Regions from separate parts of the Homo sapiens genome. Here region 1 is linked to region 2. Evidence: read pairs that join two places in POLR2A ChIA-PET (ENCODE). Cell type or tissue: K562. All regions are shown on one strand.

What was found. Peaks named below come from ENCODE experiments on the same cell type or tissue, not always from the same donor. Only the 100,000 strongest peaks of a DNase experiment are listed, where the experiment ranks them.
Region 1: POLR2A ChIA-PET joins it to region 2 with 6 read pairs; 2 of 35 experiments call an interaction of 5 or more read pairs at or near these places.

The regions. Positions count from the first base shown.
Region 1 is chr1:22,950,622-22,955,621 of GRCh38, forward strand. It overlaps LACTBL1 (lactamase beta like 1), which reads right to left. Exons shown (of 8, transcript NM_001289974.2): 7 at 4,700-4,805; 8 at 2,422-3,403. The coding sequence ends at 2,422. Among named protein-coding and RNA genes, the nearest start is that of LACTBL1, 20 kb to the right of the region's middle. In K562, no CTCF peak of the experiment used is centred here; no DNase peak of the experiment used is centred here; H3K27me3 peaks cover 2,983 bases.
Region 2 is chr1:22,777,959-22,782,958 of GRCh38, forward strand. It overlaps EPHB2 (EPH receptor B2), which reads left to right. Exons shown (of 16, transcript NM_017449.5): 2 at 3,463-3,527. Among named protein-coding and RNA genes, the nearest start is that of MIR4684, 61 kb to the left of the region's middle. In K562, no CTCF peak of the experiment used is centred here; a DNase peak (open chromatin) is centred at 2,933; H3K27me3 peaks cover 2,908 bases.

The DNA of each region.
Region 1 (5,000 bases), 170 kb after region 2:
ATTGGAGGAAACTATCTACAATTATGTCAAATTTACAATTATCTCAAAGTCAAAAGTTTAATTGTTTAAAAAGATATACAAAATGCATGCCCAAATTTTATACTAGATTTCATAGGCATGAAATTCATCAAAACTTTAAAATTCTCTTCTTCAAAAGACACCGTTAAGAAAATGAAAAATTAAGCCAGACACTGGGGGAAAATACTTGCAATGCATATATCTAACAAAGGACTAGTATCCGTACTATATAAAGAGCTTTCACAATTCAATAAATGCAATTAAAACCACAGTGAGATATGACTTCACAACCATGAAAATGGCTAAAATGCAAAAGTCTGACAATAACAAGTGTTAGCAAAAATGTAGGGCAAGCGAACTGCCACATATGACTGTTAAGAATATAAAATGGTGGCTGGGTGCAGTGGCTCATGCCTGTAAATCCCAGCACTTTGGGAGGCCGAGGCAGGTGGATCACAAGGTCAGGAGATCGAAACCATCCTGGCTAACACGTTGAAACCCCGTCTCTACTAAAAAAAATCCAAAAAAAATTAGCCAGGCATGGTGGTGGGCACCTGTAGTCCCAGCTACTTGGGAAGCTGAGGCAGGACAATGGCATGAACCTGGGAGGCGGAGCTTGCAGTGAGCTGAGATCACACCACTGCAATCCAGCCTGGGTAACAGAGTGAGACTCCGTCTAAAAAAAAAACAAAAAAAGAATATAAAATGATACACATATTTTGGAAAACTGTGTAGCAGTCACACCTAGATAGCTACCCGAGAGAAATGAAAGCATGTATTGACACACAGACTTGTATAGGAATGCTTTTTCATAATGGCCCTAATCTGGAGACAACCCAAATGTTCACCAACAGAGAAATGGATAAACAAATTGTGGCATATATGAGCAATAGAATAAAAACAATAAACTATTGGCTGGGCGTGGTGGCTCACACCTGTAATCCCAGCAGTGTGGGAGGCCAAGGCAGGCAGATCACAAGGCCAAGAGATCGAGACCAGCCTGGCTAACATGGTGAAACCCCGTCTCTACTAAAAATACAAAAACTAGCTGGGCGTGGTGGTGCGCGCCTGTAGTCCCAGCTACTCTCGGGGCTGAGGCAGGGGAATTGCTTGAACCAGGGTGGCGGAGGTTGCAGTGAGCCGAGATCGCGCCACTGCACTCCAGCCTGGGCGACAGAGTGAGACTCCCTCAAAAAAAAAACAAAAACAAAAACAAAAGCAATAAACTATTGATACACACACAGACATGAATGAACCTCAAAACCAGCGTGGTGAGCAAAAGAAGACAGACACAAAAGACTCCACCATATGGTTCCATTTGTATGAAATTCTAGAACAGGCAAAGCTAATCTATAGTGACAGGAAGCAGATCGGTAGTTGCCTGAGGCTAGGGGAGAAAGAGAACTGACTCCAAAGGAGTAGGGGGAAATCTTGGGGGTGATGAAATTTTCTATATCTTGATTGTGGTGGTGGGTATAAATATTTGTCAAAATCACCCAATGGTACTCCAGACATGTGTATTTCATTTTATGTAAGTTATAATTCAATAAGGTTGATTTTCATTTTTATTTTTTTGACAGGGTATTGCTCTGTCACTCATGCTGGAGTGCAGTGGCACGAACACGAGTCACTGCAGCTTCCAACTCCTAGACTCAAGTGATCCTCCTGCCTCAGCCTCCTGAGTAGCTGGGACTACAGGACACCACACCCAGCTAATTTTTATTTTATTTCTGTAGAGATGGGGGTCTCACCATGTTGCCCAGGCTTAGGTTGATTTTTTTTTTTTTTGAGATGGAGTCCCACTCTGTTGCCCAGGCTGGAGGCAATGGCGCAATCTTGGCTCACTGCAACCTCCGCCTTCCAGGTTCAAGCGTTTCTCCTGTCTCAGCCTCCCCATTAGCTGGGATTACAGGCACCCTCCACCATGCCTGGCTAATTTTTGTATTTTTAGTACAGCCGGGGTTTCACCATGTTGGCCTGGCTGGTCTCGAACTCCTGACCTCAAGTGATCCGCCCGCCAAGGCCTCCCAAAGTGCTGGGATTACAGGCGTGAGCCACCGCGCCCAGTTGCTTAGGTTTATTTTTAAAAGACAAAATACAAGCCCATATTTTGTTTTAGATTCAACAGGCACAAAACTACTGTTTCGATGCTTAAATTTTTGGTTGCCTGTTAGTTTCTAAATGCTTACTCTTAATGCCTGTACTTAATCCTTCCTCCCCTATAGATGTGGAGAAATTTGAATTTCTGGCTGTGGTCCAAGACCACACTTTGAGTAGCATCACCCTACTCCACTTTGCCAACTACCCGGGTTCTCCAACAGGCATTCCCACAGGCTCCCCTTCCAAACCTTACTCTAGAAAGCTGGGAGGCCAGGGACAGGGGGGTCCAGGCAGAGCCCGGGGTCACTGGGTCTTGAACACCGGCTTGCCCCGCAGCCGCAGCACTCTGTACGTGTTGAGGCCGGGCACGTCGAAGCCGGGTGACAGCCCGTGGTGATCCAAGGGGTAGAAGTTGACCAGCTGCCCGTGCTGGGCCTCGAGCGAGAGCCACGCGTCGCCGAGTGGCAGTGCGCAGGGGAACTCGTGGGCCACGTGCAGCTGGAAGACGCGGCCGTGCAGGTGGCGCAGCGCCAGGGTGCGGAACGCTGGAGGCACCAGCGCCTCCACGCGCGGCCCGAACTGGCGCAGGCGCAGCTCGCCCGCCGGCCCGGCGCGCACCTCGTAGAAGGTCAGGTTGGCGAAGGTGAAGTAGCCGGCGAAGGGGTGCGCGGTGGGCGGCGGAGCCGGGCCGGGCTCGGCCTCCCGGAGGGCGCGCTCCAGGGCGGGCAGGAGCTCATCGTAGGCCCGCGCCACCAGGTCGGGCCCGGGCGGCCGTGGCCCTGCCAGCAGCAGCACCAGGCCCAGACGCAGCGGGGGCACCAGCGAGAAGGTGGCGGCGTAGCCGTCCAGATCGCCGTCCTTGCGCACCACGCGGTAGCCCCGCTGCGCGTGGAACTCCCACGGCGTGCCCGTCTCGTTGGCGAAGTAGGCGCCCGGGCAGGCCAGCAGCGGCGCCAGCAGCGTCTTGGCCGCGTCGGGCCGCAGGAGCCGCCGGGGCCCGCCGCCCAGGAGCGCCACGGCCAGCTTGGCCAGGTCGGCGGCGGTAGAGTACATCTGGCCCGACGGCCGGTACCAGCCCAGGTCATAGAGTGGCGCCGGCCGCCCGCTGCCGTAGAAGCCCGCGGCCAGGCGCGCGCGCACGTCGGGCGTGAGGTCAAAGCCCGTGTCTGCCATCCCCAGCGGCTCCAGCACGTTCTCCGAGACCCAGCGCTGGTAGTCGCCCTGGGCGGTGTGAGCTGCCAGGACGTGGGCCAGGAGCGAGAAGGCCAGCGTGCTGTAATGGCATCTGGAAGGAGAGCAGTGGCAAGTGGGACGGGGCCCTTCCTCACCCGCCCGCGCTGTCTGAAATGCCACCAGTTTCATGGGACTGGGCGGGGCTGGGAAGGAACCTGCTCCCCTGCATCCCAGGTGGTCAGACCTGGAAGAGACTTTGGAGCACTGACTCTGACTCTCTTCTACATCTGGGAAGACCAAGGCCCAGAGAGGGGCGGGGAATTGCCCAGGGTCATACAGCAGGATGGAGGAGAGCTGAGCTCAGCGGTGCACCTGGGAAAGCTGTCACACAAATCTTATTGGTCCTTCACACTTTAGTATGATTTACCTTATCTAATGGAAAATTAAAGGCTTACACTGCTCTGGGGAAACAAAAATGATAGTGACCATGTATGAGGCAAGGTCTCACCCCTCCCTTCTTCCAGGCTGTAGCAGACACCAGTAACCAGCAAGAGGCCTCTTTTCTTTCCCAGAGCAAATACAGTTTCAGAATCTCTAAAACAGAAAGGTGCAAGGATGTGTGAAAATTCACAAATTCTCCTAGGCATTCCTGAACTCTGGGCCAACTTCCTTATTTTTGCAGATGAGGAAGATTAGTTAGATGAGTTTCACAGAGATAAAGTGCACCACCCAAGGTCACATTGCCATAGTTATTTGCAGAGCTGAGAGGAGGACTCCAGCCTGAAGATGTCCAAGCATCTCCTCTCTCTGCATCTCCTGGATCATTTCTTCCTTAAGGGAAGTGGGGCCTGAGGTTCAGCATTTGGAGAAGCAGAGGGACAAATTTGGAAAAGGGTCACTGACCAGCGGCTCAGAAGGGGGCCCCTGAAGCTGGGGAGTGCCAGCTGTCCTCTGTCCAGCCCCACAGCCCCACTGCTCCCAGAGTGGGGCTTCTCTGTTCAGTGGCCACCCAGCTATCCACTCCCCATCTGGTCAGCAACCCGTTTATTTCCAACCTGGCAAAATCTGTATTCACCTTGCTTATTTGCTCACGGTGTCTCCCTCACAAGAGTGCAAACTCCACGAGGAGCAAACCGGGTGTTTATCACCTTCTGGGCAAAGTAGGTGCTCAATAAATGTTAAGTGGGTAAATGGAAAAAACATTCCATTCAAACAGAACAGGATTCTGGGCCCAGCTCTCCCCTGTCTTGCTGGCCTCCCCTCTCTAGGTCTTGCCCTTTGCAGCTGGGGAGCAGGTCTCTCCCGGCTCTGCCAACCTAGGATGAGGTGATGTGGGCTCTTTGCCAGGCAGGTGTGTCTCCCCAGGAGGCTCCTAACATGAGGCTGGGCATCAGGGTATGCTCCTCACCTGGTTCCCGGGTCCACTACCAGCACATCGTCCTTGAGCAGGTTCAGGGCCTCCTGGGTGCTGCCCTTCCACAGCAGTGAAGTGGAGCGCAGCCTTCTGGGCAGCCCTAGGGAGGAGCAGTGGTCAGACTTACCGGGCCCGGCTGAGGGTGGGATGGTGGGCCCCTGGGTGCACTCCCTCCCCACCTTCCGTGAGTTGAGAGATAACAACAACAAATCAGTTTTTTAAAAAAGAAAATCAGCCTAGCGTGGACTCCAGTCCTGCCTTCTCTTCCTGCCTGTGTGTCACTGGGCAGGTCACT
Region 2 (5,000 bases):
AGGTGAGGAAACTGAGGCTTAACAAGAGGTAGAACAAATAAAGGTCCGTTTGTTTGTTTGTTTGTTTTGTTTTGTTTTGTCTTCTTAGACATAGTCTTGCTCTGTCGCCCAGGCTGGCGTGCAATGGTGCAATCTCAGCTCACTGCAACCTCTGCCTCCTGGGTTCAAGCAATTTTCATGCCTCAGCCTCCAGGGTAGCTGGGATTACAGGTGTGCATCACCATGCCTGACTAATTTTTGTATTTTTAGTAGAGACGGGGTTTGACCATGTTGGCCAGGCTTGTCTCGAACTCCTGACCTCAAGTGATCTCCCCCCCTCAAAAGGTCCATTTGTAATAGTCTGTGTTTATTTTCCTTCCTTTTATGGCAAGTGATATTGGTTACCAAGCAAGGAAGGGACAGAACTGGTGTTAGAATCCAGATCTCTGTTACCTCCAGAGCCCAGGTCTGTCTGCTCTGCTCATCTGCTCATTTGCCTTTTGTGCAGAGGTAGAGGGAGGGGTTAAAATTGAAAAGCAAAAGACCAGGTTGGGGAGAGAGCATGCTTGTGCTGCCTCCTGCCACAACCCAGAGGGGTGACAGGTTTCCCAGAGCCAGGCCTCCAGGCAAAGCCAGGAGTGGCACAGGAGAAGGGAGCAGAGGAGATGCCGGCCCTCTACCTCCTCCCAAGGGGATCTGCAAACTTCATGTCCTTTGCGTTCCCTTTGTGTCTGCAAACCAGCCAGCCCATTTACTTCCAGTCCTTCTGAGATCCTCCCACTGCTTTGGGCCACTGCTTTGGGCCAGGAGAGGTAGAAGACACAGGGGGACAGTGGGGCCCCCCACCCTAAGCTTCTTGGGAGCCCAGAGTATGAGCACCAACTTTTAGTGTGTGACTTTGGCAAGCCATTTGCCCTCCTTGAGCCCAAGTTTCCACCCGTACGATGAGGATGTCAGTTCCTGGCCCCTCCTTCTCTGGGCCATGGAATCCTCTAGTGTTTGGCCTCTGGGTCAGCCCAGGAATCTAGCCAAGGGATGGGGCCACCTGCTTGGCAGCCTTGCCTCCCCTGCCCGACCCTCTTCTTGTCCCAAGCACAGTCTCTCCTCTGCCTTGTTCGACACAGCTCCCAGCAGCTGTTCCCTGGGCCCAGGCAGAGAGCCCGGCTTGGCGCGTCTCTGGCTGAGGCCGATGAGAGAAAACAGGTTAAAAGTTCAGCCCTTGTTCTCTCCAGGAAGAAAAATCTGTAGCATTCGGAGTGTGAAAAGGAACCCTTTTTTCAGCTCCAAAGCTGCATAATAGAACTTCCCTCCAATTTGCCATCAAAAAGATGCCCTTGGCACTGGCTCTACCATCCCTGGCACCCTTACCCCACACCCCCTCCCTGTGCCAGCCCCCAGTGCAAAGGGACACAGTGACCACAGGCAGTCATGGGGATGCCAGTGCACAGGGACACAAGCCACAGGCAGTTGTGGGGACACTTCTGCATCCTCTCTTGTCAGCTCATGGGTCTGACTGGGGTCACCTCTGACCAAATGCTTCCTCCTGTCCCCACCCTTTATCCCCTCCACCCCTGCCATAGTTCAAACCCTAATTATCTGCCATTTGGACCTTCTCAGCTGCCTAGACACTGGGCACACAGCCCCAGTCTCCTGGTCCTTGTCATTTAGCCCAGACCATCAAACTAATTGTTTCAAGTGACTGAAAGTTTATAGGCTAGGAGGCAAGACACCTGCACTTCCCACTGTGTCACCAACTCCTATGCAATCTTTGGAAGCCCCTTCCCATCCCTGTGCTTCAGTTGCCCTGTCTCCAAAAGGAGGCGGTTGGGCTGGACCAGGGATAGCATCTCAAATGGTTCGTATTTGTTTCCTGGAACACTGTGGCAAGAAGCATCATGTGGCCACAGTATGGGGACTGATGAGTGATGCCTGCCCTGGGCACAGAATTGGAGCATGGCAACAAGCATACCTCTCACCCACTCTCACTGAGCAAGGTGGTGTCACTGTGACCTTCTAGGTCTCTCCCCCTACTCTCTCATAGCTATTTATATTCACACCTCATCTCCACTACCAGACCAGGAACTGCTCCATGGTAGGGTCTTGCTAGCCACGGTTTTCTCTCTCAGGGCACCCAGTGCAGCGCCTGGTACATAATGGGCATCAGGATATTTTGTTGAATGAACGCTTGAAAGGGGTCCATTTAAATTCATTCGGTGTATTGCAATTCCATTCAGAAAGTGTTTGGAAGCCAGAGAGGCAAGGAAAGGGTAGAGGACAGGGGTCCTGAACCTGACCTGGGGAGAATGGGGGTCTCTAGGGCCATGTGGCTCTTCTTCCCCCTAGGCCACATGGCTCCCTGCAGCTGCTGGAATCGGGGGAGGCAAGTGGGGCCCAGGATGGTCCAGGTGCTGACATGTCTCCTGAACCCCCACAGGCCATGTGACAGTTGGCCCCTACTGGGTGCAGTGCTTGCTCTCAACACTTCTCCACTCCTGGGACCCTGTCCTGGGGGCAGAGTTGCCTGAGCCCTGGGGGAGGGGCCCCAGTGATAGGAACATGATGGAAGGCTCCAGGTTTCTAGAGAAAGGGAGAGTGTCCTGACAAGATGTGTGCGCCAGAGGAGCAACGAGGGGAAACTGAGGGGTCTCAGCTGGGACACAAGCACAGCCCCTCTAAGGCCCAAGTTCGTTTTTGAGAGTTTGATGCAAGCTGAAAAGCAAACAGATCCCAGAGTTTGATGTAAAATATCAAGGGTTTAGTGGCAGAGCCTCGGAAACCCATCCAGTAGACTCCAGGTTTAGTGGATGTAAGACCCTCCTCGTCCAGAAAAGGAAGGGAAGGACAGTACCTAGGTTAGTGAGACTAGACTGGCCTAGAGGTAGAGCCTGACCATGATGTAAGGGTGGACTTGGCCTGGAGGGGCGGGGCCTAGAGGAGTGGCATCAGATGATTGGCTAGGCTGTGGGGGTAGGCGGGATAATGGAGTAGAGAGGCGGAGTCTAAACCGAGGGCAGTCTGGAGAGTTAGAGTCAGATGACTGGGGCAATGGAAGTAGGCGGGGCTCTCAGTAAAGAAGGATGAGGGCCCGGCCGTGAGGGTCTGGCCGGGCACGGTGGCTCACGCCTGTACTCCCAGCACTTTGGGAGGGCGAGGCGGGCGGATCACGAGGTCAGGAGATCGAGACCGTCCTGGCTAACACGGTGAAACCCTGTCTCTACTAAAAATACAAAAAATTAGCCGGGCGTGGTTGGAGGCGCCTGTAGTCCCAGCTACTCGGGAGGCTGAGGCAGGAGAATGGCCTGAACGTGGGAGGCGGAGCTTGCAGTGAGCCGAGATCACACCACTGCACTCCAGCCTGGGCGACAGAGCCAGACTCCGTCTAAAAAAAAAAAAAAAAAAGAAGAAGAAGGATGAGGGCCCAACAGAAAGATTGACAGCGCCTGGTAGGTGGGGCGGGGTGGTGACTCTTTGCTCTCCCCACAGAAACGCTAATGGACTCCACTACAGCGACTGCTGAGCTGGGCTGGATGGTGCATCCTCCATCAGGGGTGAGTCAGTGGTCCCCAAACCTTGCATTGGTCCCCAGGATCCCTCAAGCCCTGCTGCAGGGCCCGAATGCCCCCTCATATTCTAACCCCTTTCCCCCTCTTCAGGACCCAGAGCCAGGCCTCTCTCAGCCCCACCCTCCCAATCCCCTACCATTGATGGAGCCATGATCCCCTACCATTGATGGAGCCAGTTACCATGACAACAGGCTGGATGCTTTCAGCCTTTATCCCGTGGAATCCTTAGGGCAAGGCTGAGAAGTAGGTGCTCTCACTACCCCCGTTTTACAGATGAAGAAAGTGAACTGTCGTTTCCTGAGTACCCATTCTATGTCAGATACTGTATTAAGTACCTTTATACACATCATCTCTGATCCCATGGAGAGGAATTATCTCCATTTTACAGATGAGAAAACCGAGGCTCAGAAAGGTGTAGCCACCTGCCCAGGGCCCTATAGATAATAAGTGAAAGGGCTAAGGTTTGTATTCAGGACTATGACTGAGCTCTCTGCCCGCTTTCTGGGTCCCCATAACACAAAGCTCCCCCTCCTTTGGTTCTTATCATCCTAGGGTCTATGCTGTGAGCTCTCCAAGAGCAAAATCTGGCATAAGTTACAGACTGTGGGGTCAAATACTCCTGAAAATGTGTCTTAGCTCTGCCACTCACCAGCTGTGTGATTTGGGGCACTTCCTTAATCTCTCTGAGCTTCAGTTTCTTCATCTATAAAATGGTGATGATGTTTTAGACCTCACAAGACTGTTGCGAGGTTTTCCTGCAAAGTGTCTAACACAATGCCTGGCATAGATTGGGCTCCCAGTCAAGAGTAGCTATAATCATCATCATCATTGTCATTGTCATGAAGTTGAATATTCATCCCTCATCCCCGCCGTCTCTGGACTCTATAACCCAGCCCTTCCCTTCCCCCCACCCCAGTTCCTCCGCTGGGACTCAGCTGCTGCCCCAGGGAACTGCATTCCCCCCACCCCCCAGGCCTGTGCTCTCAATAGGCAGGGCCCCAGGGTCAGGCCGCTTTCTGTGGCTCTTTCTTGTCACCAATTTTCCATCTGCGAAGGCGGCTGGGCCCACAGCCCCACCTTGCCAGTAATGAGGCCAGGCTGGGCTGCAGGGCCCCCGGACGCAATTATTTGGGGTGTTTAGGCTGCAGGGCCTCCGCATGTTAATTAGAGAGAGGGGAGAAAGGCAGAGTGCTCTAATTAAGTGTTCTAATTAAGTTCTGAAGAAGAGCAGCGGTTGTAACAAGGGGCTGACTTTGTCACATGGTGCCACCAAAAAGAAAAAAAAAAATTAATGCAATGTAGGGAGCTTCAGAGTCGCCATTGAAGAAGAGGCTGAGCCAGTCAGCTCCAGACCTGCCCTCCCCATGTGTACTCACCCTTCATCGCACCTGACCCTCCCCAGGCTGCCAGCCCCTGCTCCACACGCACAGACTTGGCCCAGGGAATCTGAGTGGCACA